Regions from separate parts of the Mus musculus genome. Here regions 1, 2 and 4 are each linked to region 3. Evidence: chromatin loops called from intact Hi-C (ENCODE). Cell type or tissue: heart. All regions are shown on one strand.

Region 1 (8,000 bases), 170 kb before region 3:
GATCAAGGAGAACCCTCCTCCACTGCTGGTGGGTTTGCTAACCTGTACAACCACTACAGAAATCAATTTGGCACTTTCTCAAATAACTGGAAATAGTTCTACCTCAAGACCCAGGGCATATACCCAATAGATCTTCCTGCACACCACAAGGACCCTTGCTCAACTGTGTTCATAGCAGCTTTATTCACAACAGGCAGAAACTGCAAACAATCAGATATACCACAATGGACGAATGGAATACTACTCGGCTATTAAAAACGAGGACATCATGAAATTTGCAAGCAAATGGATGGAACTACAAAACATTATCCTGAATGAGGTAACCAAGACCCTAAAGGACATGCATGGTATGTACTCACTTATAAGTGAGTATTAGCCATAAAGTACAGGATAACTAAGCTATATTCCAGAGACCTAAAGAAGCTAAATAACAAGGAGGGCCTAAGGGAGGATGCTCGGATCTCACTCAGAAGGGGAAATAAAAGTCATCGGGAGTGGATGGAGGGGAGGAGGTGGGTGGGGAAGGGGATAGGCAGGGGTATGGGTAATGGGGATCAGGTGGAGAGAGAGCCTGGGAGAGAGGGCCAGTAGAGTGAATGGAATTCGATGGTGGGCAGGGGAAGGGGGATCTTTGGGACAAGTCTGAGACCAGGGATGCAAGAGGCTTCAAGGAGTCTATGAGGGTTACTCTAGCTGAGTTTCTAGCAGTGGGGAATATGGAGCCTAATGTGGCTTCCTACTGTAGTCAGGCAGGACCCCCATTGGAGAGATAAGGACACAGATCCAAGGAGAAAAACTGACCCCAAATTCATCCTACCTACAGGAAGTGCAAGGAAAAAGATGGAGCAGAGACTGAGGGAGTGGCCAACCCTTGATTAATCCAACTTGAGACCCTTCCCACAGACAAGAACCAATGACTAACACAATTAATAGTACTCTGTTAGTATTGCAGGCAGGGGTTTCCGTTAAATGTCCTCTGAGAGGATCAACCAAGCATCTGACTGAAACAGATGCAGTGACCTACAACCAAATTATTAGAAGGGGCTTGGGGAGTCTCATAGAAGAGTTAGTGGAAGTATTGTAGGACAAGGAAAGGATATGGGCTCAACAAAAGACCAACATAGTCAGTCTGTTTAAATCACTGAGTCCTTCATTCGTATCATCAGTCAGAGTAGATTCGGATGAAATGAAAAGAGCCTGCAAGGAGAAGGGAGGCACTGCACAGCATAGGAGACTGGACTCCTCCCTGAGGAAGAGGAAGGATGCCCACCTTGACAGTTTACTGCCTGGATGGTAGCAGTTTCAGATGCGAAGGACAGTGGTAGATAAGCTGTCATATTCTATCTGTAGAACAGCAGTAGTGCTGTTCTCAAAAGATTCATGTGAATTCAGCAGAAGTCACCACGAGGTCATGTCAGAAAATAATCGTGAAGAGTATGCAAACAAAACTACCATTCCCTGCAAATACAGAGGAATACTCAAGCCAGGCAAAGAGGGGAATCCTTTCCCACACAGTCAGTGGAAACAAGTTTCTAATCCCCAAACACTAGTCATTAACAGAAGGATGCTAGTGGAATTTGGATTTAAGATTTCAAATATATCTGATACAACTTCTTAAAGCACATTTGTAAGTTGTCATAATTAGAAGAAGTGAATTGGATGGATTTCTGTCAGGTCACTGGTGCTCAGAACTGAGACCAACCAGAAGAAGTAATTACCACATTAAAAAAAAAACCCTACGTTTTAATATTCTTTTTAAACCACGTGTCTCAAATAGCCTAGGCTCACAATGAATTGACTATGAAGGAGAGGGTGATTTTGAACCCCAGGATTCCTGACTCCTCCTCAAAAAGCAGAGCTGTCAGAAATGAGTTACAGACTAGGCTTAAGTTCACTTATCTGCCATAGAGCTGTTTAATTTAAAATATATATGAATATTTGGTACCTGGAAGTTATATATAGCATGCGGCTGTACCCTCTCTACATTGTAAGGAACATGTTTTGATGTACAAGGCAGCACAAGATTCCAACTTCATATACTCATAATTTTCCTACAGTTTAGCAACATTTATTAGGAAATATCTATTACTCTAGATATGGCAAGAAACTCATTGAAAATCCCATTAGTAGAACAAGGTTGTCTGAAGCCCATGCTTTCTGGGAGTAGACTTCAATGCCATAAGCCAGGCTCCGGCTCACTAACACTCAATTGGACTGAGGAGTGACAATATAAGCAAGATCACTGAAAATAGTGATAGGAGCTGTGGAGGAGAAACCCTGCAAAACACACACACACACACACACACACACACACACACACACACACACACAAAAACCTGTGTGTACTCTGTGAATGCAAAACTCTTACAAGGAGTCTTTGTGTGCAGACACTGGTGGCCCATGTGGAAGTTCACGGAGGGGCAGAGCCTGGAATTCTGCAGGTTCAGGGTTAGCTGTCTTACCTTGGGTTGGTTTTCTCTTCAGGGACAGTCATTACCTCACTCTATAGTGGACCACACAGCTTGTGACAATAGATAAAAAACCTCTCAGAATCCACTGACAAGGCAGAACATGAAATTCTATCAGTCCAAAAGCTAAAACCTCATCAGATGGTATCTTAGGTAAATAGAATATCTCCGATGACTCTATGAGACACACACCAATGTATTTTAAATTTTCCTTGGTTAATGACATTCTCTGTTCTGTAAAACCATGAAACTGCCTTGTGTTGAAGCACAGAATTTGGATTAACCTAAGTCTGTATTCTCAGATAATGGCCACTCAAAAGGCTGACTAAACTGTCTCTTAACCCTTTAAGAGGAGAACTGCATTTTGCATGGACAGGAACCTATGTGAAAATTATAAGACCCCAAGTGTGCCAGAGCTTTCTGAATTTTTCTTACAACCACAGGAAAACATGAGGAAATCATTCTAGAAATGTCCAGTGAGCAGCAGTAAAGCTGGGTGCCAGATACAGGGACAGAGTGCATTTAAGAGAATTTAGATATTTCTGATAATGTGAACAGACAGAAGAAAATCATGTGACCAGAGGAGGGCCATCTCCTTTCTCTTTCAGAGACATTCCAGTCCCTTCCAGAGATCATGAGTTCCATTTCTCTCATCTCACCAAGTCATCTCTCATATCTGAGAAGGAGTCCAAATTTTGGACAGAACACATACTAAGAATTGTTGAGTATTATTGTCTAGTGTTTTTTTTTTTTAGCAGAAGGGCAAAATTCATAATTATTTGGATTGTGCAAACACTGGTTCATATCAATTACAGGACTACTCTGTGGCTATACAGCCATGTATTGTGGTGATTCAGGTACAGGATTATACATCCTGAGTTCTTATTCAACCCGAGGCATCCATAAATCTAACACTTTATTCCAAAGGAAAAGGAACTAACATTCCACACAACAATCACCCTCACGGGACTCTTTGTCCCTGGCACTAGGAACTTTAGGAAGATTTGTGAAGTCAAACTCCAGTACTAGATAGAACACAGAGTATAGGAGGCGCTAGATGTCCAAGTGTTCTAAATCTCCTGAGAATCTGACTACAGCCACGTGAGAACGGGTCAGCTAGGCAGAGCATATTTCCCCAGTAAAGATGAGTGCGCTCCTTTCAGCATCTCAGAAATAAGCAGTCAGCAGACCCAGCCTGCCCTTGCCATCCTGTTGTTTCCAACTTTCTTCCCTAGCCTAGGTCAGCACAACATCTCCAGGTCAGCAGCTTGCCCTGTCTCATAACAAGCCCAGATAAGCTCCTTCCGTGCCCGATACGCCACCCTGCACAGTCCCTCAGATCTGCAAGGTTGCGGTGTTCCCTGCACCAACCTCCATGTCAGAGATCCAAACGAAGGTTTCAACAGGACAGACGCCTAACTCTGGGGAGAAGTTAAGTTTGAAAATCAAATGCGGAAGTTTGATAGCAACGGCCAGCCTTCTGATGACGTCACAGGCATCCGGACTACATTTCCCACAAATCAGTGCGAAGAACTTCCATGAACCCACAGAACTGGGTTGTTCACCTGCTGGTATCCTGACTGTGATTCCTTGAAGTTGGGAAGAAACAGTCTTCTGCACTTGGGCAGTCACAGGGCATTTGGATTCATTTAAAGTTCTGTGGTCCCAGCACGCAATGTTAGCCTGTGAGTCGACCCTTTCACAGTGATGTTTATCAGGTTTCTTAGTTATTTCTGCTAGAACACCGTGATTTTAAACTATCTTACTACCACATGGAAAACTCGCACTTTCATGACTTGCTTTACTTAAAAATATGGAAGCAAGAGCTAATTTAAGGTGCTCTTGAAACCATCCTTGGTGACCCTGCCTGCTACGCAGCATATCAGGTGCTTAAGACAAAAGACTTAGAATTCAAAGCCAGCAACCATCAGGTATTTTCTGAGCACTTGCTTTCCTCTGCATCTCTCCCAAGAGGAGGAGCAGAGCTCCTGGGATCGCAGTGGTGTATGTCCTAACTCTTGGTCCATTTTGTATTATAGGATTTCTGCCTGTGTTAGGTTTGATGTTCCGTATTGAATTCTCCGTCTCTCATGTGAGCCTGTCATCGTTCATATTTGGCAATATTTGAACATCAGTGGTATCCGCCTTGAACTTCCGTTATTTCTCCGAAGCAGAACACCGAGATAATTCCTTCTTGAATACAAAGGTATCAGAAATATGTTCATAGCATTGCCAAATGAGGTCGGTATATTAAAGAAGTTACACTGGAAACATACAATATTGAGAATTCCCATCTCTTCTTGGGAAGGTTTATTCCTGTGAAGTTCAAGCTTGAGTCAAAGTTACAAACCCCATTGCAGAAAAGGCTTCATACTTCCCTGATATATTATGATTCAAAAGGAAGCTGTTTCAGAGCAAAGACTGTGCAGAGTCCCTATTGAGTTCTTTGTCAGGGAGTGTGTTTACCTATGGATGCAGAACACCTTCCTCGATTTAGAGAAACTAGAGTCAAGAAGCAGTACATTCACCTGGACACTTGATTGGCATGTCTGTTTAGAATGAGGTCATGAGTGGTCTGTCCTCCTCCTGAATATTGCAGTGGAAGGCATTGTCAGCAACCACAAGGACAGAATTTCTGAGCATAGCAAGTTTTCTAATATGTGTATGTGTTGAGGTTCGGTGTGTTGCTATGTTTTGTTATGCTAAATTCTCTACTCAAAGGTCTAGACTCTCTACTGACTTCTCACATTTACAAGGTTCTGTTGTGTAAACCTTGTTCCTTGATTTAAAACTACTGGATAAATCAAATTGGCTACAGCCAATTACTGGAGGGATTTGAGGCAGGTGAGTTTTGAGTTAGCTGGTAGGAGGTGGAGAAGAGAGAGAAGGAAGAGACACCAGGACAAGGAGGAGGAATGGGAAAAAAAGGACGAAGCTGCCCTGGAGCAGACGGACCATGAGCATGTGGCCAGGAGAAACTGCAACTTCCACTGGGAAGGCAGCCAGGACAGCAGTTAGAAGAGTAGATTAAGGGTTGCAGCTCAGTAATTGTCAAAGCCAAATGAAATAACCCTAATCCGAATTGAGTTTATTTGTAAGGCGTAACCTTAAATTGGTTATATTACACATGTATATGTGTACATCTATGTTTGTGTCTGCTACATGCACACCTACCTTAGAGGGTCGTCATTCACGTGAGATGTGCCCATCCTTGAAGTTGCAGCATCCATTTACAAGTCTTCTGCAGTCTCCATTTCTTTGCATTGTAATTGTGTGATTCAATAGGAGGAGGAGCTACCATAGTGTAGTCACAACCTGAACATGTGATCAAAGAAGAGCCTAATTCAGCAGAATATTAGGGACCCAGGCATACTTATCAAAACATCTAATGGAACCAGATATTCAGGCCTAATATGTTTGTTTAGACCAAGTTCACCATTTTAAGTTTATTTTCTACTGTCATTTTTTAACATCCTGACCATTTAGTTTTCTCCCTTTGAAACATTCTCCAATAGGTGCCATGTTTGACAAAATCACTTTAAAATCTTTGCTTACAAACTAAAGAGATTGTTCAATAGTTGAGAGTAATTACTGTCTTATAAAAGATGAGTTTGTCTTCTAACACACTTGTAATGGCTTTCAAGCACATATAAGCATTAGTTCTAGAGGATCAGATATCTTCTTTTCACATCATCAGGCATCAGTTGTAGAAAAGATAGGCACACAGACAGACACACACGGAAACAAATTTCTAGTAAAGTGAAATAAAATGTATAATTGAAAATTTATGCTGCCGATGGTGGTACATCCACCTATTTTGACTAGACAGGGGTCAGAGAGAGCTGGATCTCTCAGTTGGAGGATGGCAATTTATAGAGTGAATTTCAAGAATATCAATGCAGAAACCCTGTCTGGAACAAGTACAATAACAATAAGAAGTAAAACCAAGGCTTCATGTTTAGAAAACAATGATATTTGAAAGGAATATTGTTTTTTTAACTGTTTAAACATAACACAAATTGTTAAACACCTACCAATTGCCATTTTAAAAGATAGATACTTTCACCAGCAAAAGCCCACTGAAATAGAGCCCTTCCTAGTGCAGTTCTCAAGAACCCCATGTCTACCATTTTGGCTGGCTTGAAGTTTCAGAGGTTTACTCCATTATAATCATGGTGGGAAGCATGGCAGCATGCAGGCTGACATGGTGCCTGAGAGGAAGCTGAGACTTCTACATCTTGATCCAAAGTCAGCCAGAAGCAGCTTATGTCCCACATTGGAGATAGGTAGTGATACGTGAAGACACACACACACATACACACACACACACACACACACACACACACACACACACACACACACACACATGAATGACCTGGAAGCCTGTCTCTACAGTGACACACTTCCTCTAAAACTCCATACCGACTCCAATAAGGCCCCATTTCCTATTAGCATTCAAAGATATGAGTTTATGGGAGAAAAAAACGTTTACAAAATATCACATTTCAGGTCCTGGTGCCCATAAGCCTCTGATTATAACACAATGGAGAATGCATTTTGTCCATCTTGAAAACTCTCCACAGTCTATCACCATCTCAACAGTGTTTAAAAGCAAAGTTCAAAGTCTACAACATTTGGGATCCACAATCAGGACTCCTCCAAAGGAATAGTTTCAATTCTCCAGCTCTGTGCTCTGTAGCCCTTTAAGCTCTGGCTGGTTCCACTCCATTTGTACTTCACTTGTTGGAGATTATCCTATGGTACTGGCATCTTCAATGCACTGGGGTTTTCCATTGCAACTAGGCTGTAATTTCACCAATCACCTCTCATAGGCTCTCCTCATGGTGACATGCATCAACTCTTTTGCATGACCTCTTCAATCCTGGGCTTTCAACTACCAATGAGGCTACACCTTCACCAATACTCCTTTTTATCATCTGATTAACATCACCAGTTATTAGTTACTGTCCATGGAATGAGCTTTAAATTCAACCAGAAAATAATTGGTCACTCCCATAACTTTGCTGTCCCTATTGCTCCACTGGCACTTCAATTTGCCTGACCATTTATTCTACTCCCTGTGTTCACTGCTGGGTAAGACTGTTTATTCAGGTACTTCGATGGTAGCATACCTAGATTGTGCCACCAATATGAAAGGTAGCCAGCAGACAGCAAGCTTCTCAGTTGGTACCAGCTGAGGGTATAAATGAACAGCCACTATTCATCAAATGAGAATTCTATCTTGACTTCAGAACTGGCAAATGAAATAGCCCATGTGAGAGTTACAACTTTTCCTTATTAATAAGCCAATAAGGGTATTCGTGAGAAAGCTTGGGCTTCCACTCAGAAAGGATCTTAATAGGGAAGGGAGTGGGGGTAGAGTTTTAAAGGTCAAAAGGCTGCACTCACATCACATGAGATGTATAACAAAGGGTTGTGTTTTGTTTGGTTGATTTTTTGTTGTTGTTTGGTTTTTCCCTGTACCCCCGCACAATGGACAGTTTTTTAGAAGGAATCCTTTGTATACATATA
Region 2 (8,000 bases), 76 kb before region 3:
GAAGGATGCTTCATCCTCATCAGAGGGAAAAATCCACCAGGACAGCATCTCAGTTCTCAACATCTTTGTCCCAATAGCAAGGGCACCCATAGTTGCAAAAGAAACTATACTGAAACTTAAATCACACATTGACCCTCACATATTAATAGTGGGAGACTTCAGTACCCCACTCTTACCAATGGACATGTCATCCAGACAAAAACAGGGAAGAAATGGAGCCAACAAATGTTATGAATCAAATGTACCTAAAATATATACAAAAGAACATGTCATCCAAACATAAAAGAATATACTTTCTTCTTACCATCTCACAGAACCTTCTCCAAAATTGACCATATACCCAGTTACAAAGCAAGATTTAAAAGATATAATAAAACTGAAATACCTCCCTGTATCCTATTGGACCACCATGGATTAGAGGTAGATTTCAATAGCAACTGAAAGCCTACAAACTCACAGAAACTGAAAACTCTCTACTGAATGGCTACTGGGTCAAGGCAGAAAGTAAGAAAGAAATGGAAAGAAATTCCTAGACTTGGATGAAAATGAATGCCTAACATATGGAAATTAATGGGTCACAAGTAAAGTCGTCCTACGAACACCACACTAAACGACTTTATAAAAACATTGGAGAGATCTCATTCTGACTACCAACGTAACAGCACATCTGTAAGCCCTAGAACGAAAGAAGCAAACATACCCAAGACGATATACGGCAGGAATAATCAAGGAAACAAAGAGTTGGTACTTTGAGAAAATCAACAAGATGGACAAACTCTTACCCAAACTAAGGAAAAGACACAGAGAGAACATCTGATCTAACAAAATCAAAAGAATTTTAAAAAAAAGGAAGACATAGCACCAGACTCCAAAGAAATCCAAAGAATTATTAGGTCATACTTCACTGGTACTTCATAAAATTGGAAAATTCAAAATAAATGCATAATTTTCTTCATAGATACCACTCACTGAAGTTATGTCAAGATCATATATATAATTTAAATAGACCTAAATGCCCTAAGGAAATAGAAGCAGTGATTAAAATTCACCCAAGCCAAAACAGAGTAAGGCCAATGCCTCCCTTCAGGGTGAGAAGTTCTGCCGGACAGTGGTGGCACAACCTTTAATCCCAGCATTCTGGAGGCAGAGGCACGCGGATTTCTGAGTTCGAGGTCAGCCATGTCTACAGATTGAGTTCTAGAACATCCAGGGCTACACAGAGAAACCCTTTCTCAAAAAACCAAAAAAAAAAAAAAAAAGAAAAGAAAAGAAAAGTTCTTTTTAGGTCAGCCTGTTCTTCATAGCCAGCAAGTAAATGATTTAGTGTGACTTTATCTGACGAGCATTGGGTGGCATCCCTCTATGTCTTACATTATAATGTATACTCAACAAAATGAAGAACTTTGCATGTTCCTTAAATATAAGCAGAGCTTACCAGAGAGGAACTATAAACTTGATACCTTAACCATTGTAAACATCTGAGTGGCTTTTCATTATAGCAGAAGAAATTAAAAGCAATACCTTACAAATAATTTCTACCATAACAAATGTCTCAATGTTCATGGTAAATCCTGGCTTTCCTTCGTATCTTTGGATGTCTCATCTATCATCTGACCCACTCACTTCTACACACCTGGAGGAATGGTGGCTGATGTTTGGCTTTTCACACCCGAAGATCCTTGGTTTTGCTCCAGAAATGTTACCAAGTATGGTTTAGCAACAGCAAGACCTGTTTGTAGGAAAGAGGAACAACATTATTTGAGTGTTCTTCTACTGGGACTAGTATGGTTCCGTCTAGAATACTGCTTATAAGAAAAGAGATGATGGAAGTTAGAAAATCAAAAAAATTAATTATTTACATGTTTCTGATTGGTATATTGGAATACTGAAGAGGCACTTATACTGACCTTTATTTAAAGGGAAAACATTAAAAATTCAATTGCAAAATATTTATATTAACTTTCTATGATTCCCATGTAAAGGAAACATACTTCCAACACACACAGGTTACAAACAGAAGAGAAAGCAAGATGATTTTTAGCTATAGGTCAGTCTCCCCACTATTTCCTTAAAAGGAAGGATATAATAGAAAACTCAGTGAGATATTGCATCAAAGGGGGAAGCTAGACACTGATGGTGAAGAAGATAGATGCAATCCTCACCCAGGAAATCAAGGTGGCTGAAATTCTCCAGCATCACATCCCTGTACAGATCCCACTGAGCAGGCTCCAGGCATTCTTTCTCTTCTGGAGAAAAATCAATGGCCACATCCCAGAAGGACAGCATTTCCTGAAATAAGGACAAGTGAATGATATCACACTGTTAATCAATTTAAAGCACTAGTAATAAAATACATACAAATAAACTGCAGAGTCATAAGCCAGTCTCCAGGTCACAAACCCTTGGTTTGACTGAAAAACAGCAAAACACAAAACCACACACAAAGGACAGGGTGAGGAGCCCACCGTGCGCCAATCAGGTGTACAGGGCTGTGTTCCCTTCACAGACCTTCATGCTCCCTCCAAATCAGTAAAATCCCTAAGCCATCAGGCCTCACACCAGCTCATGTCTCCATCCTGAAAGGGGTTCACACACTCACATCACCATCCTGGATGGAATAGGGAGAGTTGGTAGTTTCTATTATTTTTCACTCCACATGTAGGCTTGCTATGGCAATGCAACTCTCAGAGTCTCCTGTGATGGCATTGTTATGCCCTCCGATGGGGATGTTAATGTAAGGATCAGTAGACATTCTTGTTATGATGTTGAAAACCAGGATCTAACACTGAGATGTTGAAGGGAAAAAAAAAATCTTCTTCACAGCAGGGCCAGACTTACAGTCTCTCAGCTAGGAGAGACTGAAGAGGCTATGACATCCAGAAACACAGAGAATTTATTGGGGAACATAGATGTTTGGTTCAACAGTAGGTTAGTCATTCTGGACAGACAATATGTACACAAAACCTATAAATCAGAACTGTACATTTACAAAAGAGTTTGACCAACTGAAACAGGCAGCGTGTGTGCAGTGTTAACACGAGGGCACCTCTGGTGTCCTTTGTTAACACCTTGTGACAGGTTTTTCGATCTCAGGCTTACAACCTCTGAGGCAAAAGTTTTATCTCTTGTTTTACTTAGGGAGATTTTAGTTCATCCTCCACTGAGAAACAGCTCAATATCCTTTCAGAAAACATCTGTGTCATTTCAAGTGAGGAATTAAACACTTTCCACGAGAGATTCCTAATCCAAGTGAACCATCTGTAAATTCACAATTCATTTCCAGGTAAGTGGAGGAAACATCACACACCTCAATCTCCAGTACGCAAAACTCTGACCCTGGAACCTAGCAATTTCTGTCACCTCAAAGCAAGACAAGAGTTATTGCATGTGTGATAGTTAAAAGCTAGCTCCATTTCCAACTAAGCTGTTGTACAACACAGCAACAAAAACAAACAGCAAACAAAAAACCAAAAAAAGAAAAAAAAAAAAACCCACATAGCAGAAAATCCCCAGAGTTGAGATACTTGTGGTGTGTGCCTTTAAAAATTCCAACCCCTATCTTCCCTTTTGCAGCAGTTCTCAAACTGGCAAAGGAGATTGTGGCTCTAAATAAAGCAGTTTGGGTTGTTTTTTGTTTGGTTCTCTCTCCTCTCTTCTCTCCTCTCCCTCTCCCCCTCCCCCTCCCCCTCTCCCTCTCTCTCTCTCTCTTTCTCTGTGTGTTTTTGTGTTTTGTTTTTCGAGACAGGGTTTTTCTGTGTAGCCCTGGCCGTCCTGGAACTCACTTTGTAGATCAGGCTGGCCACGAACTCAGAAATCCGCCTGCCTCTGCTTCCCAAGTTCTGGGATTAAAGGCGTGCGCCAGCACCGCCCGGCTGGTTTTATCTCATAATTCCTAGTTTTGTTCGGAGTTTTTTTCAGTGGTCTTGAACTCCGTGACAGACAGCCATAAAGTACAGAAAGGACCAGATCTCCTCTTAACTAAACTTACTGACAGATCCAGTAATATCCACGTGAGAGTGACCCAGCTAATGCTTCCACCAGAAAGCTGGAAAGTGTACGCCCAGAATCACCATGCCCAGGCAAAGACCTTCACCCAGCCAACACTGCCCAGGCAATCCTTGAACTTACAAGCTTCTCCATTCCTTGATTTCTGTCAGTCTAACGCAGGGGTCAGTCCCACCAACCCCCGCAGCGCCCTCTCACCAGCCCTGTCCAGAAAGCTCCTCCAAATCAGCTCTTCCCAGCTCCCATTCCATCCGGTCCCTGTTCCTTCCGGAACTATGCACCCCGCACAGACCCTGGGATGACTGAACCCTGGACCAACCTCCATGTCAGAGATCCAACGGGAGAGCACAGCAGGACCAGAGTCTGGCCCAGCTTTGGATAAGAGCCGCACATGCTTACTAAAAGATGAACTGTTTACTAAAAGTGCAGACCTGTGACGTCACCGTGCTGCAGACTACATTTCCCACAAGTCTGTGCGATGGCGTTGCAGGAGTCCTAGGAGAGTGAGTTGTATTATTTAAAGGTCCTGGATTTCTACATTGATGTGTGTCTGCAATGTAGTGTCACCTACTTAGGAAACAAGGAGACCATGAACTGTGTCCAGTTCTAACGAGCCGAATGTTTATGTAAGGTGCCGCTTTTCCGGATTTTCACTGTAAAGTTCTTAATTCCTTAATTTCCGTGGAGTTTACAGCTATTTGAGGAACCACCTCACTGCCAGTTAAGTGGCAATAAGCTAGTTTGCAGAAACCAGACCATGCGTTAATCATTTCAAAAGAGTTTTACAATTTTCTGGAGGAGGGAAGTTGCCAGGAACTTATCTTTTAGTAATTTAAGAGCGGGTGCCCGGCACACAATAAAGTTTCCTCACAGAGGACAAAGAGCAAAAGCAGGGACTCAGGCTGCTTTTGACATTCAAGATTCACAGCCTGCGGTGTCTTTAATCCCAGCTCACTGCAAGCAAATTCAGGCACCTCTGAGTTCCAGGCTGCCTTGTTTACAGTGAGTCCCTGGCCTGCCAGGGCTACACAGTGAAACCCTGTCTCAAAACAAAACAAAGAACAACAAAACCAGAAATATCCAGATTCATCACAGAAGATATTTGTGAATCAAGCCTTTCCATGTTTTGTTTGTTAAGTTTACAAGTTGTTGCTCATCAATATGTTTATTTTAATCTTCATTCTACATATTATAAAATGTTACTTAAGCTTGCAAAAAAAAAATAGAAAAATAGACAAAAGGAACTTGCCAGATGTTATGGATATGCCTTCAATCACTTGGGAGGCAGAGACAGGAGAAACTCTAGTTCTAGGAGAGCCAGAGGCCTGTACTGGGACTGTCCCAAAAAAAAAGGAGGAGGAGAGAGGGAAATAGTATGTTATATTGGCAGTTTTCCTTGGAAATAACAGAATCCCTTCTGGGCCAAACCAAGCTGCTCTGAGCAGCCTACTACCCAGGGAACCTCCACTCTCCTGCCACCTCTCCTTCACCTCCATCAGACTCCTGAACCACAGGTAAGGTTCCCTTCCCCAACCCTTCTTCCCTGCTATCTGAGTCCTCTGGGGCAAGCCAAGCTGCTGGAGCAGCCCGCCATCCGAGAGGTCCTCCATTCTCCTGCCACATATCTGCCCACCTTCATCAAACCTGAGACTCCTGAAGCATACAGAACCACAGGTTCGCAACCATACAGCCCAAGGCAGCCCATCAGAGGCCTGCCACACCAGGACCATCCAGGTTCACCTTCCTCTCAATCCGGCTACAATGAGAACATCCATGGAGCAAAAGCATCTAGATGGCTAAAGGCCCTCGAAACAACACAATCAACACGAACCAGGCCAATGTGACACCTCCAAAGCACAGCTACCCCATGACAGACAGCAAGCCCTAGTTATCCTGATCCAACCAAACCACGAGAAAACTGTAGCAGCTTGAGTTCTCATGCTAATCAGGTTACTCAAAAACCTGTTTCCAGTGTCCTGCACATAGGCTAAAGGAACACTGCCCCCAGTTGGCTCTGGTTGGGAAATAGAGTTAACAGTGGCCAATGATGGAAGGGAGATAGAGGCAGGACTTTTAGGATCCCCAGGCAAGAAACAAGGGAGAGGGAGCTGGAGAAATGACTCAGAGGTTAAGAACACTGACTGCTCTTCTGGAGGTCCTGAGTTCAAATCCCAGCAATTACATGGTGGCTTACAACCATCTGTAATGAGGTCGGATGCCCTCTTCTGGTGTGTCTAAAGACAGTGACAGTGTACTCATAAGCAGTATACATGTAAAGTATACATAATAAATAAATAAATCTTTTTTATTAGATATGTTCTTTATTTACATTTCAAATGCTATCCCCTTTCCTAGTTTCCCCTCCAAAAATCCCCTATCCTCTTCCCCCTCCCCCTGCTCCCCAACCCACCCACTCTCGCTTCCTAGCGCAGGCATTCTCCTATACTGGGGCACAGAACAAGACCAAGGGCCTCTCCTCCCATTGATGACCGACTAGGCCATCCTCTGCTACATATGCAGCTAGAGCCATGAGTCCTGCCATGTTTTTTCATTGGTTGGTGGTTTAGTCTCAGAGAGCTCTGCTGATACTGGTTAGTTCATATTTTTGTTCCTCCTATGGGGCTGCAAACCCCTTCAGTTCTTTGGGTACTTTCTCTAGCTCCTTCATTGGGAACCCTATGCTCCGTCTAATGGATGAATGTGAACATCAACTTCTGTATTAGTTGGGCACTGGCAGAACCTCTCAAGAGACAGCTATATCAGGCTCCTGTCAGCAAGCTCTTGTTGGCATCTGCAATACTGTCTGGGTTTGGTAGTTGTTTATGCCCCAAGTGGGGCAGTTTCTGGATGTTCATTCCTTCAGTCTCTGCTCCAAACTTTGTGTCTGTAACTCCTTCCATGGGTATTTTGTTCTCCCTTCTAAGGAGGATTGAAGTATCCACACTTTGGTCTTCCTTATTCTTGAGTTTCATGTGTTTTGCAAATTGTATCTTGGGTATTCTGAGCTTCTGGGCTAATATTCACTTATCAGTGAGTGCATATCATGTGTGTTCTTTTGTGATTGGGTTACCTCACTTAAGATAATATCCTCCAGATCCATCCACTTGTCTAAGAATGTCATGAATTCATTGTTTTTAATAGCTGAGTAGTACTCCATTGTGTAAATGTACCACATTTTCTGTATCCATTCCTCCATTGAGGGACATCTGGGTTCTTTCCAGATTCTGTCTACTATAAATATGGTTGCTATGAGCATAGTGGAGCACGTGTCCTTATTACATGTTGGAGCATCTTCTGGGTATATGCCCAGGAGTGATATTGATAGATCTTCTGGTAGTACTATGTCCAATTTTCTGAGGAAAGGCCAAACTGATTTCCAGAGTGGTACCAGCTTGCAATCCCACCAGCAATGGAGGAGTGTTCCTCTTTCTCCACATCCTTGCCGGCATTTGCTGTTACCTGAGTTTTTGCCCTTAGCCATTCTGACTGGTGTGAGGTGGAATCTCAGGGTTGTTTTGATTTGCATTTCCCTGATGATTAAGGATGTTGAACATTTTATTAGGTGCTTCTCAGCCATTCAGTATTCCTCAGTTGAGAATTCTTTGTTTAGCTCTGTATCCCATTTTTAAATAGGGTTATTTGGTTTTCTGGAGTCCAGCTTCTTGAGTTCTTTACATATATTGGATATTAGCCCCCCCTATCAGATCTGTTGGTTGCCATTTTGTCTTATTGACAGTGTCCTTTGCCTTACAGAAGCTTTGCAATTTTATGAGGTCCCATTTGTTGATTCTTGATCTTAGAGCACAAGCCATTGCTGTTCTGTTCAGGAATGTTTCCCCTCTGCCCATATCTTCAAGGCTTTCCCTCTCCTCTATAAGTTTCAGTGTCACTGGTTTTATGTGGAGTTCCTTGATCCACTTAGAATTGAGCTTTGTACAAAGAGATAAAAATGGATCAATTTTCATTCTTCTACATGCTAACTGCCAGTTGTTGAA
Region 3 (8,000 bases):
GTCCGAAATCATGTTATCCAGCACCTGGAATGCACTCCATTAGGGTCACCGACAGCCACCATTCTGGGTTACCGTTCCACTAGCTTCCTCCTCCTGTCTAACTTCACTAGAGCATACATTCACCAGTGTCTCCTCAGGCTTCTCTTCCAACTGACACTGACCCACATTAAGTGTGTCACACAGCAACCATTTTTGGTTTTAGTCAACATATTCTGGAATACTACGACTCCGAGTATGGAACTAGAATCCTGAAAAGGATACGGCAGACCATGTGTCAGATTTCCATGAGAAACACAGACTGTAAATTTATTTGGACTATTACTTCTAATATCAATGTCAGATGCCTTATTCTATATGATAGATGTCTAAGTATATTTATATATGTTTAAAATATTCAGTACACTGTTAATGCATGCTCCTAATGAAATATTAAGTACAGTCGATCATGTAAACAGTTGGGACTCAAACTCCTACCCATGATTTTTATGTACATAAACCTTCATACAAAAATTTTATGTACCTAAAAGAGAACAGTTAAATATAGTCTTTGAAAGAGTCTTCTAGACACACATAATGTCTCAACTCACAATACACCACTGTATTTGAATACAACTATGGAAGGGCTCATTGACAGAAATATTTACAACAGAAATGGAGACAATGATGAAAACCTGTACTTCTCATTCTTATTCCTTGAATATATTTTTACCTCCTATTTATATCTTTCTCAAGACTCAAATTTCTTTTTCTATTGCTTCTCTCCATAGCTTCTGACATATATCAGAACGACCACCAGGAAATGAATGTCATCACTCAGCATAACTTCCCTTCAGCATTTTTCAAGAATGACATGCCTAATACAAGGTTACTACATGAGAAAAAAAACCAAAAACCAAACCAAACCAAACCAAAAACCCATTAATTCCTTCCCTCAGATGGTCACTCAGAAAAACAAAAACAAAAATAAAAAGAAAGGGGTCAGGAATGGAAACCATGAAATATTAGACTCCTCCCCAATGAGGAGGAAGAAGTCTCAATTTAGCAGTTTGGTTTCGTGGCTGGATGGCACACCTGTGAAGGGCAGTGGAGGATGCGGTTGCCATTATCCGTGTGTGGGACTGGAATTCCGTTCAGGCTAAAGGTAAAGAAACATCCCTCACATAGCTGAACCTGTGCAGTGAGGACTAAGAGGGAAGTGTATATCATGGAGGCTGCACCAGTCAAGGATTAAAGAGGGAAATGGGGAATGAATGACTCAAGTCCCAGACTGAATGTTTAAGAAGCACAAATGGGAAGAATTCCAGGAAAACCAGAAGACACATCAAGAGGTCCCAACAGAAACTAATACAAATGAACAATCAGAGAAAATAAACATTCCCTGCAAATGTGGAGGAATCTTCAAGCAAGACAAAGCGTAAAGTCCCTACACACACAGTAATGCAGAGGACTATCTATCTGATCACCAAAATTTAACGCCTTTAACAGAAGCATGTGAGCAGGAGATTTTTAAAGTACACATCAAATACAGTCAATAAACCTTCTCAAGTATATGTTTTAAATGTGAGCCATGTCAGTTAGACGGAATTCTGTCAGGCTGGTACTAAGCCAAGTGACAGAAGCCATCAGAAATAGTGTATCCATGAACTGTTTTTTAAAACCTTTAATAATTTTTACACAGAATCGTACTTAGCTTAAGTTCATCTTGAGTAATCTATAATATGGAAGATGACCTTGAAGTCCTAATCCCCCGCCTTCACTTCACAATGCAGAGATAACAAGGATGCTCCAAGAAGAGGCTTCAGTTTTGGTTTGGTTTGGTTTCTTTCAATCACAGGTGTGTTTAAAGTATATATACTGGAAAGGTCTGTAAGTTACAGGACAGCATGCCTCTGCTTCATGCCTACTTCTTAGGAAACCACTTTTGGTTCACAAGGTAGTGTACTCTTCCCACTTTAGATAATGGAAAACACAATGCTGTTCTTGTCCTGTAGGCCAGTGACATTAACTAGGAAGTCTCTGTCTTTTACATAACAGTTACATAGTCCACAGAAATATTCATACTGAAGGTGGCTTAAAACCCATGTTCCTTATGAATAATAGGCTTTAATGCCACACAAACACTTGATTTGACTTAAAGTGTTGTGAACTACAAAACTATACAAGAGACAGGCCAAGGAGTCTATTATGGGCAAGGGACCCTAACTGAGCAAAAGCTCTTCAAATTCACCTTTCAATCTTTCTGACGTGGATAAACTGGCAAATGTTCAGGGAGCAACAGGGAACCTGAGTGCCACAGTCGGGGCAGTGATAGAGTAGTTGTTAAGGGAGGTTTAGATGTGCAGTGTCCAGAGATAGAAGAGAAGCTCACAATTGAAGAGCAACGTAAACACTGTTAGGTATTCAAGGTCACTTCTCCTCCCCAGGGACACTCAAGTCCTTTCCCCGAAGTCACTAATAATCTCCAGGCCATCTCTCTGCTCCCATCACCCCCTCATTTGTTTCAGAAAAGGAGTCCAAGCTTCTGACATTACACAATCTCTGACATAAGTGGATACGGTATTTTCTAGTATTTTACTCTACAATGTAGGATCAATAATATCCTGAATAAGCCTTCTCCTTTAGAACATTAGACTGTCTCTACATGTGAGTGTTAAGTGTGAAGATATAGATCACGGAGGTGGCCATGAAATATTCTCATTCAAAACAACACACCAAAAAAAACCTAACAATTTATTCCAAAGAGAATGGTACTAACATCCTATACACCAACCTCCTTAGCAGAACTCTGTCCCTGGAAACGAGGAGCAGCTATTAACTCAAACCAAGAATATTAGGCTGGCCATAAATAGGAGGTGCCAGATCTCCACTCGATCTAGAAGTTCTGAGAAATCTGACCACAGTCAAGTGGCCAAGTGATCACAGCCAACAGACTTCCTAAGGCAAGCAGGAATGTGGGCTCCCATTTACACCTCTGGCGCAAGGAGAGGGCCGGCCCACCCTGCGGGGGGGCAATACTGAACCTTCCACCATTCCACATTTCTGTGCTACAGAGCCAGCTCTCCCACCCCAGAAGCGTATACAGCCGCGTCCTAACAAAGCTTTCACTCACAGCGCCACCCCCATACTGCTCTCCCCACCCAGATTTGCATCCAGGCTCAGTTGGCCCAGCTTAGGTCAGCAGCACAGCATCACCAACTCGGCTTCTCCCTGCCTCTGGTCCACCTCGGCTCCGCTCCCTCCAAGCTGGACCACTCCCCTGCACATTCCCTCAGGCTGCACTGCTCCCTGGACCAACCTCCATGTCAGAGATCCGATCGAGAGCGAGGAGCAGGACACAGCACCGCTAACTTAGGGGAAGACAAACGTCTGCAGACGGGATGCGGAAGTGCGGTTCGCAGAGCGGCTGCTTGTGACGTCACAGAGGGCACGACTACATTTCCCAGAGTTCTGTGTTCTCCCTACTGACAGCGGAGGAGGGTGGAAAGAAAGGAGAGGTGTCAGCACTGGGACAAAAGCCCACAGTCAGGCTGCTTTAAAAGTTCCGGTTGTAAAACGGACGTGCTAGAACATCCGTTGAGGCTTTGATAGGAGGGGTTATTAGTTGTATCTGGTCAAACTGTAGTTTAAAAACTCGTCTACTAATTATAAAATTGGAACCTGCACCAAAAGTTGACAATCATTTAATTGTACTTTAAAATAAGGAAACAAGAGGCTAAAGTGGAGTGAGTGCTATTACTTAGAGATGCTTTTTGACATCAACTTCGGTGTTTAAAATGAAAGGATTACAAATCCAAAGCGTTCTAGGCACTTTACAGAGACCTTGTCTCAAAATACAAAGTACAAAACTAGCAAAGGGGGTAGACTACGTGCCTAGAATGAAGGAAGACTTAATTTAATGCTCAACTTGTACATACTCCATTTTTCCATGTGTGCTGACAAGCCTGTGAGCATACATGCATTAGACTCCACAGCTGGGAAAACAAACAAAAACACTTTCCTGTGAGCACTGGAATCCATACAGTGAAGGAGGTAGGTCAGAGACATAGACGTTAAAAAAAAAAAATCTCTGAACGAGGTTATAAGTACTACCCTCACATTTACATGTGAAGACTTTCCAGAATCCATTGGTGGATCCTTGATCTCTCCATTTGTCCCTTGCTTACACTTTCATTCATTAATCTGCATAAGAACTTTAATTTTATGAGAACTATACCAGAACATCACCCACGTCTCCCTGGTTCACCACAAACAGAGAAGTGTTTAACAGCAGGTGGTCTCTGAGCCTGTGAGTATCTCTTCTGCTTCTCTCCCAAGGAGGGCACAGTTCTTAGCATTGTACGGACTTCTGGTCCATCATCCATTGTAGAATTTCTCTCTGCATTAGGCATGGGGTATCTTGCTCTGTAGACCAGGCTTGCATTGGACTCAAAGATCCCCCTGATTCTGCTTCCCAAGTGCGGGGATTAAAGGCATGTGCTACCACTATCCATGGTATTTTTATCACTGTGGAGAACTCAACTTCTCTTTTCCTACTTAGTTCTCCTTGCAGTGATTAAGCATGTGTTGTAACCTCCGAATTGCTGATACTAGAGAGATACTTTAGTGTTGTGCACAGTTTGTCTCTGCATTTTTTGCTCCCACCCCCCACCCCCCTGGCCAGAAGCTCCCATCTTCCCTCTAGCCCTAGACAAGTATGCTACACAGACAGCTGGTTTCTGTGCTGTGTCCTCCTGCAGCAGCCTGAAACTCCCTCCCCCCACCTCTAGCATTAGAATGGCACTACCCATAAAACTCCCCCTTAATGAGGACATTCTGAGGAGACATCCTCCCTGCCTTTGTGTCTCTAAAAACCAACACTCCTGCTGAGGAACTGCAGAACTCCAGGTGCCTGTCCTTGAGACCTTAGAGAAATAACAAGCTCAAGGGAGACCATGGGGAAAAAAAAGTAAACAGAGGTCAAGCTCTCCTTAAATGCTATTTTCCCACTGGACTTTCTCCTTTCAGATGAATTCACACTTTTGGAAGAATAGAGTCTTTCATGGACGGGGGTCTAGGCTTAGGGCACCTTTCCTGTTGCCTCAATATGGAGAATTAGGGTTCCCCGTTTAGAGCCATTCTTTCAATAATTACCTAGAATTTCAAATGGCCTTTTCTGTAGTTTGAACATGATGAATGAAAGATAACAGCAGCAGGAAGACACCTACTGATCTTAGGAAAGAACTCAGGATAGCTGCATCTCTGCAGCACTGACTTGCAGGCAGCTCCACAGGGGAGGGAGACTCCTCACCTATACTCTTTACCTCATGTATAACCTGGGCGGGGCAGACCTGTGGATTTTGTAAATATCTCGTAATTCAAGATGCCTATCAGCGCTTGCTCATTTCCTGAGTCTTAATGAGCCTCCTTTTAGGAGTGAAACTTCGGGTTCAAAAGGAAGTGCCACACAAGCACTCAAATTCATCCTGCGCACTGTTGGACATTGGTTCTAAAGCTTTGAATCTGCGTGTCCAGATGCTGAGGGTCCTTGTCCCCAGCTGGTTTTTGATCTATCAAAGATGTCAATGGCCAATGGCTGGGCACAGGGCGGGACACTTAGAATTCTGTGGGTAGGATGCCGAGAGGAATGGGGCAGAATCACTAAGACCCCAGGAAGACAGAAGGAACAGATTTAGAGCTACAGCCTGAAGATCATCCGAAATGTAGGAGAAAAGGGAAAGTGGCCTCTGGAAGGGCTGCCCAGAATCATGTTGGGCAGCAAAGACCAATGGGCTTCACAGGAGGAAACGGGGCAGCAAAGTTAAAAGTAGATGTGGGGGCAACAGGCTACGCACACATAGCCTGGTTTCTCCGGAGAACCCGATGGGTGGTAATTCCCACCTACATGGGACGGTAGGGTTCGACCATGTCTCCTGGACCCCTGGTTCCTGTTAAAGTTACTGCCCGCACAGCCCCCACAGGGGAGGCATGGCTATCAGCCACGCAGGAACAGCACCAAGCCTTCCCACATGTAAATAAGGTTTCCCCCAAACTCTCAGTCCAAGCCAATGAGAGGTACGTGCTGTCAAACCCTGAATCACCCCCAGAACTGTATGTAAACCCATGCAGAGAATTAAAGGTACACGAGAACTATTCCTTTGTCTGAGTCTTTTGTTCCAAGAGCTGTAACACTTAGAGACCTTGAAGAGCCACCCGCCGCACTCCTCACTGGACTGTTGGCCTAGCCTGACCTGACTCAGTTCAGAGGAGCTCAGAGTTACACAGTGACCTGGAAGGCACGGCAGACTTCGTCTTCCTGCCTGCATTAGATTCCCTTTGCTGGAACCTTTCCACCCGGCCTGGACAGAGATCTCCGTGAAAAAACTCTGGCACCCAGGCCCACAAGTAGATTTAGAAGGTGTTGAGCCAGGAGTACCAGAGGGAAGAGCATGCTAGCCATGGGAGGCTAGTGCCCAGCCACTGAGCTAGTAAGGCATGTTAAAAATAAGCTAGTGTGTGTGGGTGGGTGGGGGTAGGGGTGGGGTGCGCACATGTGATCTGCCAGGAGCACAAAGCGGTGAAGCAAAAACTCACTGAAACAGCCCACCAGCACATTTTCATACTTTTCTTCTTAGCTTTTTGCTGCTTCTCACTGTAGACGTTTGAGTGAAGTGAGAGCCATGTGATGGCCTACTAAGACTTTTCTGTATTGAAATTTCTCTGCCAAACTAATCAGCCTCGCACCTTTGAATTCAGCCTCACTTAGTATTCAAAACTTGGGCAGAATGAATGCAGATTCCTTGCCTGAATATATCAATGAGCATGACTGAAATTTCAGATAGATCCCTTTTTTCCTTCTGAAACCTCTTTAGTCAGCTGCCAATGTCCATCTTTTTCAAGGCAGTCCTATCTTTGAAACTTCCAGATGAATGTATCACTAAGTAATGCTTTCTGAGCTCTATAGATTGTCAATGTTAATGATCAAAATCCTGAAGACTACTTCAAGGTCTGCTCATGGCCTACCTACCTGCTCAATGCCCTACCTTCTAGGAATCAACTTCTCTCATATTTTGCTTTCCTTGTTTCTGTGATAAAGTATCTTACTAAAGTATATTTAGGACAAGTTTATTCCTTTTGGAGCATAACTTGAGGACACAGCCTTCCAGTATGAGGAAAGCATAGATGGCAAGAGCAGAAAATGGGGTTGGAGAGATGGCTCAGTAGTTAAGAACCACTTAACTACTCTTCCAGAGGTCCTGAGTTCAATTCCCAGCAACCACATGGCAGTTCACAATCATCTGCAGTGGGATACAATGCCCTCTTCTGGTGTGTCTGCAGAAAGTGTCAGTGTACTCACATATGTAAAATAAATCTTTTTTAAAAAAATAGAGCAGAAAATATTGCTCACATTGCATTCCCTGTAGCAATGAAGGGAGCAATGGAAGCTTGTGTTAGGCTCCATCCAATTTTTAATTTACAACAGGGTCCGTTGCATACTAAAGTTTCTGTATTGCTTTGCTTTCTATAGCTGAGATAAACACCATGACCCAACACGAGAGAAAAAGGTCTGTTTCATCTTAGCATTCCCAGGTAATAGTTAATCACTGAGGAAATCTAGGGCAAACTGAAGCTGATGTGGCCATCCCTGTTTTAGTGTGACTTTCAAACTAAATAGCACAGAGTGCATGACTGTTCACTTGATGAGAACTAGAACCACAGAGGAAACAAATTTCTGGCATGCTTCCCACCACGATGATAATGTACTGAATCTTTGAACATCTTTGCCATTATAAGAGTTGCCTTGGTCATGGTGTCTCTTCACAGCAATAAAACCCAAGTTAAGGAACCAGTCATTCCCAGAAATTTGACTCCTCTGTGAGGTGTCCTGGTAACTAGTTCTGGCAATACACCTTATATTTGTTACAGTGCCTCAACTTAGAAGATGGTCTTTACGTGACCACACTGGACAGGAATGTGCAGGATTCTACAAAATTTAATCCAAATTGTGCCCAGTGAACAAATTT
Region 4 (8,000 bases), 230 kb after region 3:
GGCTAAGGAGCATGTAAATGGAGTTAGAGATGCTCATCTGAGGTGTTAATGTGTTACTAAGGCTGTTAGAATGGTGTACACATTTTCTGAGTCAGAGAAAGTAAGGTCTGTTATAATCTAGACCCTCCCAGGAAAAATAAAAGGACAGGGACCATGGAGATGGTTCCACAGTCAACATGCCTGCCTCACAAGCATGAAGACTGGAGTTTGTACACCAGAACCTTTGTAAATGTAGGGTGGGTATGGTGGTCAGCTTGTCATTCCAGGCGTGACGAGGACTAACTCTAAGTTTGACTGAGAGACCCTGTCTCACTGAACAACATACAAGTGCTGTCAAAGAAGAGTCTCGACATCGACTGTGGTCCTCCTCAGGCACATGTGTACATGTGAATGTGTATGTACACACACTGGCAAACACACACACACATGCAAATGTGTATACAGATGAGAAGACACACACACAGATACAAGAAAACAAGTTAAGTAAATAACGGACTTTGTCAGCCACTGTAAACACATACAAAGCTTCTCAGAGGGAAGGAAGAGGATTGTCGGGGTTAACATCATGAAGGAAAAGCCCCTTGATAGTAAGAGATTTCCACCAAAACACAACTTCTCAATACATGTTTTACAAATTGACTTGTCACTTGTGAGCTCTGCTCACTCATTCCTACACACCTAGATGGATGGCCGCTGATTCTTTCCTCTTCATGCTCCACGGATCTGAACTCTGCTCCAGAAATGTGACCAGGTATGGCTTAGAGAAAGCAAGACCTGTTTGGAAAAGGAACAAGAGGCTTGTCTCTTTTCCAGGAAATTAACATTTGAATCAAGTTCTCTGCATAGAAGAAAAATGTAGAGATGATAAAGGACTGTGGGAAATTTTATGTGTAATTATTTCTGGAAAGTCAGGATGCATAGGAGTAACTTACAACCTACAGATCCTGACCCTCATGATAAGAAAAAGTATTAAAGCTAACAGGTCAGACATTTTCTTTAATACGTGTGTCCTGTGCTTCATGGCAGCTTCTAACATTGCCTCTGCGGGTGAATACTTTGCACATAAATCTGTTAAAAACACAAAAAGAAATGAGTTTCTTGGCTATGTGAACAAGAGTTTGCTTTCAAAATGGCCACACGGAACAATCAACAAGCTAGGCAATGGTGGTGCGTGCCTTTAATCCCAGCATTTAGGAAGCAGAGGACAGGCAGCTTTCTGAGTTTGAGGCCAGCCTGGTCTACAGAGCAAGTCCAGGAAAGCCAGTAGCACACAGAGATACCCTGACTTGAAAAACCAAAAGTAGTAGGGAGAAAGAAGGAAGGAAGGAAGGGAGGGAGGGAGGGAGGGAGGGAGGAGCTAGTTAAAAGCACAAGCTCCCATGAACTATTCTTCAAAGACAGGCAAGCAGTCCCATGCTGACAGTGAAAAAGAGTTCACAATGGAAGTGATCCTCACCCAGGAACACAAGGTTGCTGTAATTCTCCAACATCACTTCCTTATACAAATTCCACTGAGCAGAGTCCAGACATTCACACTCATCTGCAGAGAAATCAATGGCCACATCTGTGAATGACAGAAGGTCCTGAAATAGAAATAAATGAATAGTATAAATTACACAAATAGAACAATTAATGATGTTAATACCAAAGTCAGCAAGCATAAAGTCACCTTTTGTGCAAGGTGAGGGGAGAGCTAGAAATGGTTCTAAATTGGTATGTAATGTTGGTTACATTCTTATTGAAACAAATAATTTTACATTTAAATTGCTTAAAAGCCTGTCTTCCAGGCTTCTGAAATACACACTACAGGACTGTCACACACAGTCACGATTCTGTGCAATAGTACCCTAAGTGTCATACTCCTACCTGACTCCATTGTGCACACGCTGGCCAATACTTCCTGTGCCTCTCTCCCTCAGATCACTGGCCCATTGGAGACACCTGTGTTATTTCCAAATTCTGTGAGATTTATTTCTTTGGAGTCTCTCTATGGCTAAGATCATCTTTTACTTGCCTTTCCAGGTCTGAAGTAATAATCCCATTCATATTGTCACAGACAATCCCCCCTGTTCTGAGGCTCAACTGGACTACGCTGCACATAAGTGCATATACATGTGAACCAATGTAGCGCCTCTACTTTCCTTGCTTTGCAAGACCTTCTGCAGCCTGTCAAAAGATTTCCTGATGATGACGGCACAATGCAAAGTCACGGGTGTTCCCTGAGCAGTCTGCAGCAGTTCTTTCTAGCTCCAAATTTTCAGATGTGAGTAATATAGCATGAAGTAACCATGGAAATCAGGGAAGTATAAAGGGAGCATGTGGGGAGGGGCATGAGAAATGCGTAGCAGGACACAGGTGATCTGAAGTGGGAAAGGGAAAACCTACGGGGAAGGGGGGTCAACTGGGAAAATGGTGGGAGGTCAACACAGATGGAGAAAGGGTAGAATAAACCTGGAGGGGGTTTCAATTGGCAAGAAGAAAGGAGGTCCATACAGATGGAGAGGAAGGGCGAGATAAGGAAAACGAATACCAAACCTCATGAAATCATATTATTTTATACTTACTGAAACTTATACACTATATATTATATGCAAACTTAGACAAAAACCACAAGAGCTCTCAACCCCAGAGCTAACTCTCTAGGCCTCGTGATGTTTAACTTTTTAAGTCATTTATTTTTATTTTTGTGCATATGTTGTTGCCATCTTGTATGATGGTGCACCACATGGTTACCCTGGAGACCAGAAGATGTTATTGGTTCCCTGGAACTGCAGTTATAGACAATTATGAACCACTGTGTGCCTGGTGGGGGCTGAACAATGTTCCTTTGCTAGAGAAACAAGTGCCTCTATTTAAAAAATAAATTATTTTTGATAATCTTAGGTAGCACACGTAACCTTAAATTTGACATTTTCTTTTAAATAGGTCTGTTTGATAAATATATTAAATATAAATGTGTATATGTATATATTAAATGCATGCATGTGTGACCTGTGATATAAGCATTTTGCTGTATCACCTCTACCTTCTAAGAAACGGGATCTAAGGTACAAGAAAATGTACTTTTCACACCATAAAATGTAAAATGACATGTTCTTAGTTTCCTGAACATTAATGGCATTGACTAGAAAGTGTCCATATTATTGTAATTATAGTTAGATAATACATAGAAAATACTGGTATTATGATAATGTAGTTTAAAGCCCATGCTTCTTAGGTATAGATTTGAATGCTGTAAGTCAGTCTCCAGCACACAAATCAATTTGACTGAAGTGTGGCAAAAACAGCACAAAGGACAGAGTGAGCAAAGGCTGTATACAAAGCACGGGGTGAGCAGCTGGCTGTATACAAATGCCATGGGGAGCAGACTGTTGTATACAATCACAAGACCTTTAGTGAGCCACATTTCTTCAACCCCATCTCTCAATCTTTCCACACAATACAAATACCTGGGCAACTTATCTCTCCTTTCACAAAAGGAGTCCAAATTTCTGACATCGCAGTCTCTGGTGCAATTGTATGTGGTAATATTCTCTAGTATTTTCCACTCTGCAGTGTTGTAGGATCAGTGATAGCTGGGAAGGTACAAAGCTCAGAGTGCCCCCTCGATGAGAATTTTTTTTTTTTTTTTTTTTTGCCTCATACAGGTGTGTGAATGTGAGGGTTCTGTCACAGTGGGTAAAGGAGTGATTCCTATCCAAAGTGAGCCGCCCTGAAAACAATTTATCACAAAGAAAACGGGACGAACATCCCATACACCAAACTCCCCCGCCAGAACTCACTGTCCTGGAAACTATGAGCCACACGAACTCAAAACAAGAGTCCTGGGCCTGTCATAGAATATGGGAGGGCTCAGAAAAACCCACTTGCTCTAGATTTCCTGAGGGATCTGACAACAGCAATGTGAAAGCTAGTAACAGCAAGCTTCCCCAGCCAAGGTGCTGTGTGAGCTTTCATCACAGCCTGTCTCTGGCATGGTCAGCCAAGCCACCCCTAAGCCTAGATCTGCACTGCACATCCAAATGGGCTTCTCTCCGCCTCCTGCCCAGCCCTCCCCCGCTCCCTGCACGCCGGACCCGCCTACCCGCAGAGTTCCTGGATTTGCAAGTCTAGGCTGCACCCGGGACCAACCTTCATGTTAAGCGCGAAGAACAAGCCACACTGTCCCAACTTTGAGAACACCGCAGAGTTTGGAGAATCACAAACGTAAAAAGAACCCGGAAGCACAGAGAGCAGAGTCCTGTCTAGCGGGGTCATACAGAAAGAGAGAGAGAGACTACATTTCCCAGAAGTCTACGCGAAGGACTACCCGGAACCAAAGAAGGCAAAGAATTTAAAGCGCATGGATTGTATGTAACTGGAATTAGGCTGCTTTTAAAAATCCCAAATTTACAAAGGGCATTTTGAGAATATGAGTCCAGCCTTTAACGGTAATATGTATTAGATTTACTTCTTACTCTGATCAATGCTGTGACTTAAAAAGCTCAGGGGTTCCTAGAATCTTATGGGGGGCAGAAAAAAAATCACATTGAGTCAATTTTACTTTAAAATAACGGAGCAAGAAGCTACTTTAGGGCACACCACAAACTCTTTAGGATAGTTTTTGAAACCAAGTTTCCTGGAAATATTCTGAAATCTCAGCTACTCTGGGGTTTGAGACAGAAGAATCACAAGTCTATGTCCCAAATTACACAGTACCAAAAGAGATGGGGGCTACTCACTGGTGAAGCACTTGCCTGGAGTGAAGGAGGCCTTGGTTTAATACCCATTATGACACTAAATCAAAGAGGAAAAAAAAATAACCGAACAGATTTGATGTGTACACTGAAATCCACGGTTTGGGGCGTGGACTAGGGAACACAGATGTCTCTTACCTATAAGTCCCAGAAACCCTTTGAGATTTTCATCTGTCCTTAGTCCCCTTGTCCACACGTTCCTCCGATATCCGTGTAAACAATTTAACATTTGAGAGAGCTTCACCAGATTCTCTTTCACAATCTCATACAACTATTCACCACCAAATGTTCTTCCTGGCTCCTCTCCCAGTTAGAGGAAAACTGGTCTTGGAATCAGTATGGTGTGTGAACTGACTCCTGACCCACTATCCAACACTCATCATAAGATTTCTCTCTGTATTACTTCGGATCTGCCCTATTCAACTTCCAGTCTCTTTCTGGACTCCTTACATTACTCCCATTCATGTGGAAGTACTTAAAGGTTCTTTTGTTTTGTTTTGTTTTTTGCTTGAAGTTCACTCTATTCCCTCATCTCATAACACAGGAATGAATCTTCCTTTAATACAAAGGTATCAGAAATATGTTCCTGATCATACAGAATGAACTCATTGCAAGAAAGGGGCTGGACTGACACCACGGAGTGATGGGACTCCCTATCTCGTGTGTATGTATTCCTGTACTGGTAACATCTGAGACCCAACGATAAACCCCACGAGAGGAAAGAGTTTGTTTTCGTGCCATGGTCACTGATTCACAATGAGATTACTTCTTGGATGAGAGAGTGGGAAGATCAGATTGTTCTTTTTTTGTTTCATCACCAGAAAGAAATTGTGCTGGGTTTTATATCAATTTGACACAAGCTAAAGTCATCAGAGGAGGAAGCCTCAGTGAGAAAAAGCCTCTATATGGTTGGGCTGTGGGCAAGCCTGTAGGGCATTTCATCTTCACAATAAGTAATAGATGTAGGAGGGCCTAGGATGTTGTGGGTGGTGCCAACCTTGGGCTGGGGTCCTGGGTTCTCTAAGAATCAGGCTGAGTAAGCAACACCTCTCCATGGCCTTGCATCTGCTCCTGCTTCCAGATTCCTGCCCTGTTTGAGGTTCTGTCTTGGCTTTCTCCAATGGACAGTAGTCCAGGATATGTAAACCAAATAAACCCTCTTGTCCCCGTGATTGCTATTCTTGACACTTGACTACTTTCTGGAATTAACTGGATTCCGGAAATGGAGGATACCCTGTGAGGGATTTTTCTGCTTGGTTTGAAGTCAGTGGTTTCGCTTCTAGTCCAGTCTTTTGAGATAGGGAGGCACATGACTTTGATCCCAACCTTGAGCTGGGAAGATACACCTTTCATCTGGACCACACCGTCTTCTCAAATCCTATAAAACAATGAGTTTTAACCTGTGGGTTATGTCCCCCTTCAGGGTCGAACAATCCTTTCACAAGAGGGGAGATGACTGGGGTGGGACTCGGTTAAAGCAGGACAGAATCCATCCCGCTCCTATGTGAAGATGAGGTAGGTCCAAGTGATTCTTGGGACTGTAGATGCTGGATCCCTTCAGACACTGATGGTCCTGGAATGGTTCAATGTGGGGACTATAAGACAGGGGAATCTACTCCTCCCCCACAGGGCCCAGAACAGAGAGAGTCTAGGAATCTTTCTTAGGATTTTATTCAGCCTCTGAGTCATTGACTGGATAACTAAACAGAGGAGCCTTGCTTAAAAACACAGAATTTCAGCTAAGGAGGAGGGAGACCCAGCAGTCCAAACAGTCTGGTGTCTCCTGTGCTGGCTAGTCTTACGTTAACTCAAAAGGAAGGGACCTTGAGAAAATGTCTCCATAAGATCCAGCTGCAGAGCATTGTTTTAGTGATTAACTCTGAGGGTGTATCCTTATAGATGCTGTCATCCCTGGGCTAGTGGTCCCATGTTCTATATGAAAACAGGCTGAGTAAGCCATGCTGAGCAAGCCAGTCAGGAGCACTCCTCCATGGCTTCTGCATCTACTCCAACCTTGAGGTTCCTATCCTGACTCCTTTGATCATGAACAGTGATATGGAATTTTTAGCCAAATAAACCCTTTCTTCCCCAACTTGCTTTTGGACATAGTGCTTCACCGCAGAAACTTTAACCCTAGGACAGAAGTTGCTACCAGGACTGTAGAGTACTGCTGTGACAGATACGGCCATATTGCTGGGGGTTGGGGGGAGTGTGTAAGGACTTTGAAACCTTGTCCTAGAAGAGCCCTTGAGTATTCAGAGCTCAGTGAGCTGTTCTGAGATTTGAAGATAAGAATGTTGGAAGCAGTATAGTTTACAGAATAATGGCTTGTGAAATTCCAGAGGGAAACAAAGACTCTACCAGGCCACTAAGAACCTGTGGCGTCAGGTCCATTGGAGCTGAAGAATCACCTGTGATTAACAAGAGACCAGAACCGATAAAATAAAACCTTTGTTTTTCTGAGACAATTAATGTTGGTTAGCTGGAGCTGAGAAATTAGCAGTGATTAAGAAGAGACCAGCATCATGGAGGTGAAATCTAGTGCTTCCAGAAAGTCAGCACACAGAAATTGTGACCACAGCTTGGCAGCCTCACTTGGTAATTTAAGAGTCACCCAAGTGGTACTGGTCTTACAGCCATGAAGAGGCCATGCAGAACAGCTGAGGCTTGGCACTGTGAGAAGCCAGGAGAGCCATTGGAGAACGTGCAGTCTTAGTAGCTGTTGAAGTCTCAGATTGAAGGGGTCATGAAGAGAAGTTGAGGCTTGACATCATGAAGACAGGCAAGGAGATACTATTGGTGAAAGTGCAGCTCAGTTGCAGCAGACAGCACCAGAAGTTTCAAAGTGCCAATACTATGGGACGACTGCCAAGGACGGCTGCAGGTGTGGAGTGGAGCTGTCTGAGCCTAGGAAACAAATTGTGTGTGCTGCAAAAGGAGGAGCCTGAGAAGTGTCATAAAGCTTTTGCAGATTGTAAATGAATACCAGATAATCAGACATTAACTTATTTACACTTTTGGAGTTTGGTTTTGCTTTGTTAGGACTGTGACTGTGCCCCTGGTTCTTCCCTCTTGAAGGAAGAAACATATTTAACTTACTTTTTTATTTTATAGGAGCTCATAGTTGAGAGAATAAATATTTAAAGATTTTAGGGTTTTAAAGACTCTGAATGTTAAAGTGTCTGACTTTGTAAAGACTCTGGACACTTTTAATTATTATTTTTATGTGCATCAGTGTTCTGTTATTTCTGCGTGAGAATGTTT

The links. A loop is a pair of places that touch in the nucleus more often than their neighbours do. Peaks named below come from ENCODE experiments on the same cell type or tissue, not always from the same donor. Only the 100,000 strongest peaks of a DNase experiment are listed, where the experiment ranks them.
Region 1: a loop joins it to region 3, with 1.9 times the contacts of the local background. A loop is called at or near these places in 2 of 42 quality-filtered maps.
Region 2: a loop joins it to region 3, with 5 times the contacts of the local background. A loop is called at or near these places in 5 of 42 quality-filtered maps.
Region 4: it touches region 3 in a loop (2.6-fold over the local background); 2 of 42 quality-filtered maps call a loop at or near these places.

Annotation. Positions count from the first base shown.
Region 1 is chr13:67,356,665-67,364,664 of GRCm38, forward strand. It overlaps Zfp953 (zinc finger protein 953), which reads right to left and starts at 3,908. Exons shown (of 4, transcript NM_001038651.3): 1 at 3,840-3,908. The coding sequence starts at 3,845. Zfp456 (zinc finger protein 456) reads right to left here. Exons shown (of 4, transcript NM_001001186.3): 4 at 6,920-8,000. Gm17039 (predicted gene 17039) reads left to right here and starts at 4,001. Exons shown (of 2, transcript NR_167764.1): 1 at 4,001-4,399; 2 at 4,508-8,000. In heart, a CTCF peak has its summit at 3,517; a DNase peak (open chromatin) is centred at 3,967; H3K4me3 peaks cover 1,444 bases; H3K27ac peaks cover 1,021 bases.
Region 2 is chr13:67,447,188-67,455,187 of GRCm38, forward strand. It overlaps Zfp874a (zinc finger protein 874a), which reads right to left and starts at 4,437. Exons shown (of 4, transcript NM_177712.4): 1 at 4,325-4,437; 2 at 2,163-2,289; 3 at 1,634-1,729. The coding sequence starts at 4,330. In heart, no CTCF peak of the experiment used is centred here; a DNase peak (open chromatin) is centred at 4,454; H3K4me3 peaks cover 1,600 bases; H3K27ac peaks cover 1,320 bases.
Region 3 is chr13:67,522,782-67,530,781 of GRCm38, forward strand. Zfp87 (zinc finger protein 87) reads right to left here and starts at 3,450. Exons shown (of 4, transcript NM_133228.3): 1 at 3,296-3,450. The coding sequence starts at 3,301. In heart, no CTCF peak of the experiment used is centred here; a DNase peak (open chromatin) is centred at 3,420; H3K4me3 peaks cover 1,930 bases; H3K27ac peaks cover 1,291 bases.
Region 4 is chr13:67,750,932-67,758,931 of GRCm38, forward strand. Zfp85 (zinc finger protein 85) reads right to left here and starts at 4,271. Exons shown (of 4, transcript NM_001001130.3): 1 at 4,132-4,271; 2 at 1,457-1,583; 3 at 679-774. The coding sequence starts at 4,137. Zfp85os (zinc finger protein 85, opposite strand) reads left to right here. Exons shown (of 3, transcript NR_027969.1): 2 at 2,057-2,263; 3 at 3,648-5,907. In heart, no CTCF peak of the experiment used is centred here; a DNase peak (open chromatin) is centred at 4,100; H3K4me3 peaks cover 1,476 bases; H3K27ac peaks cover 965 bases.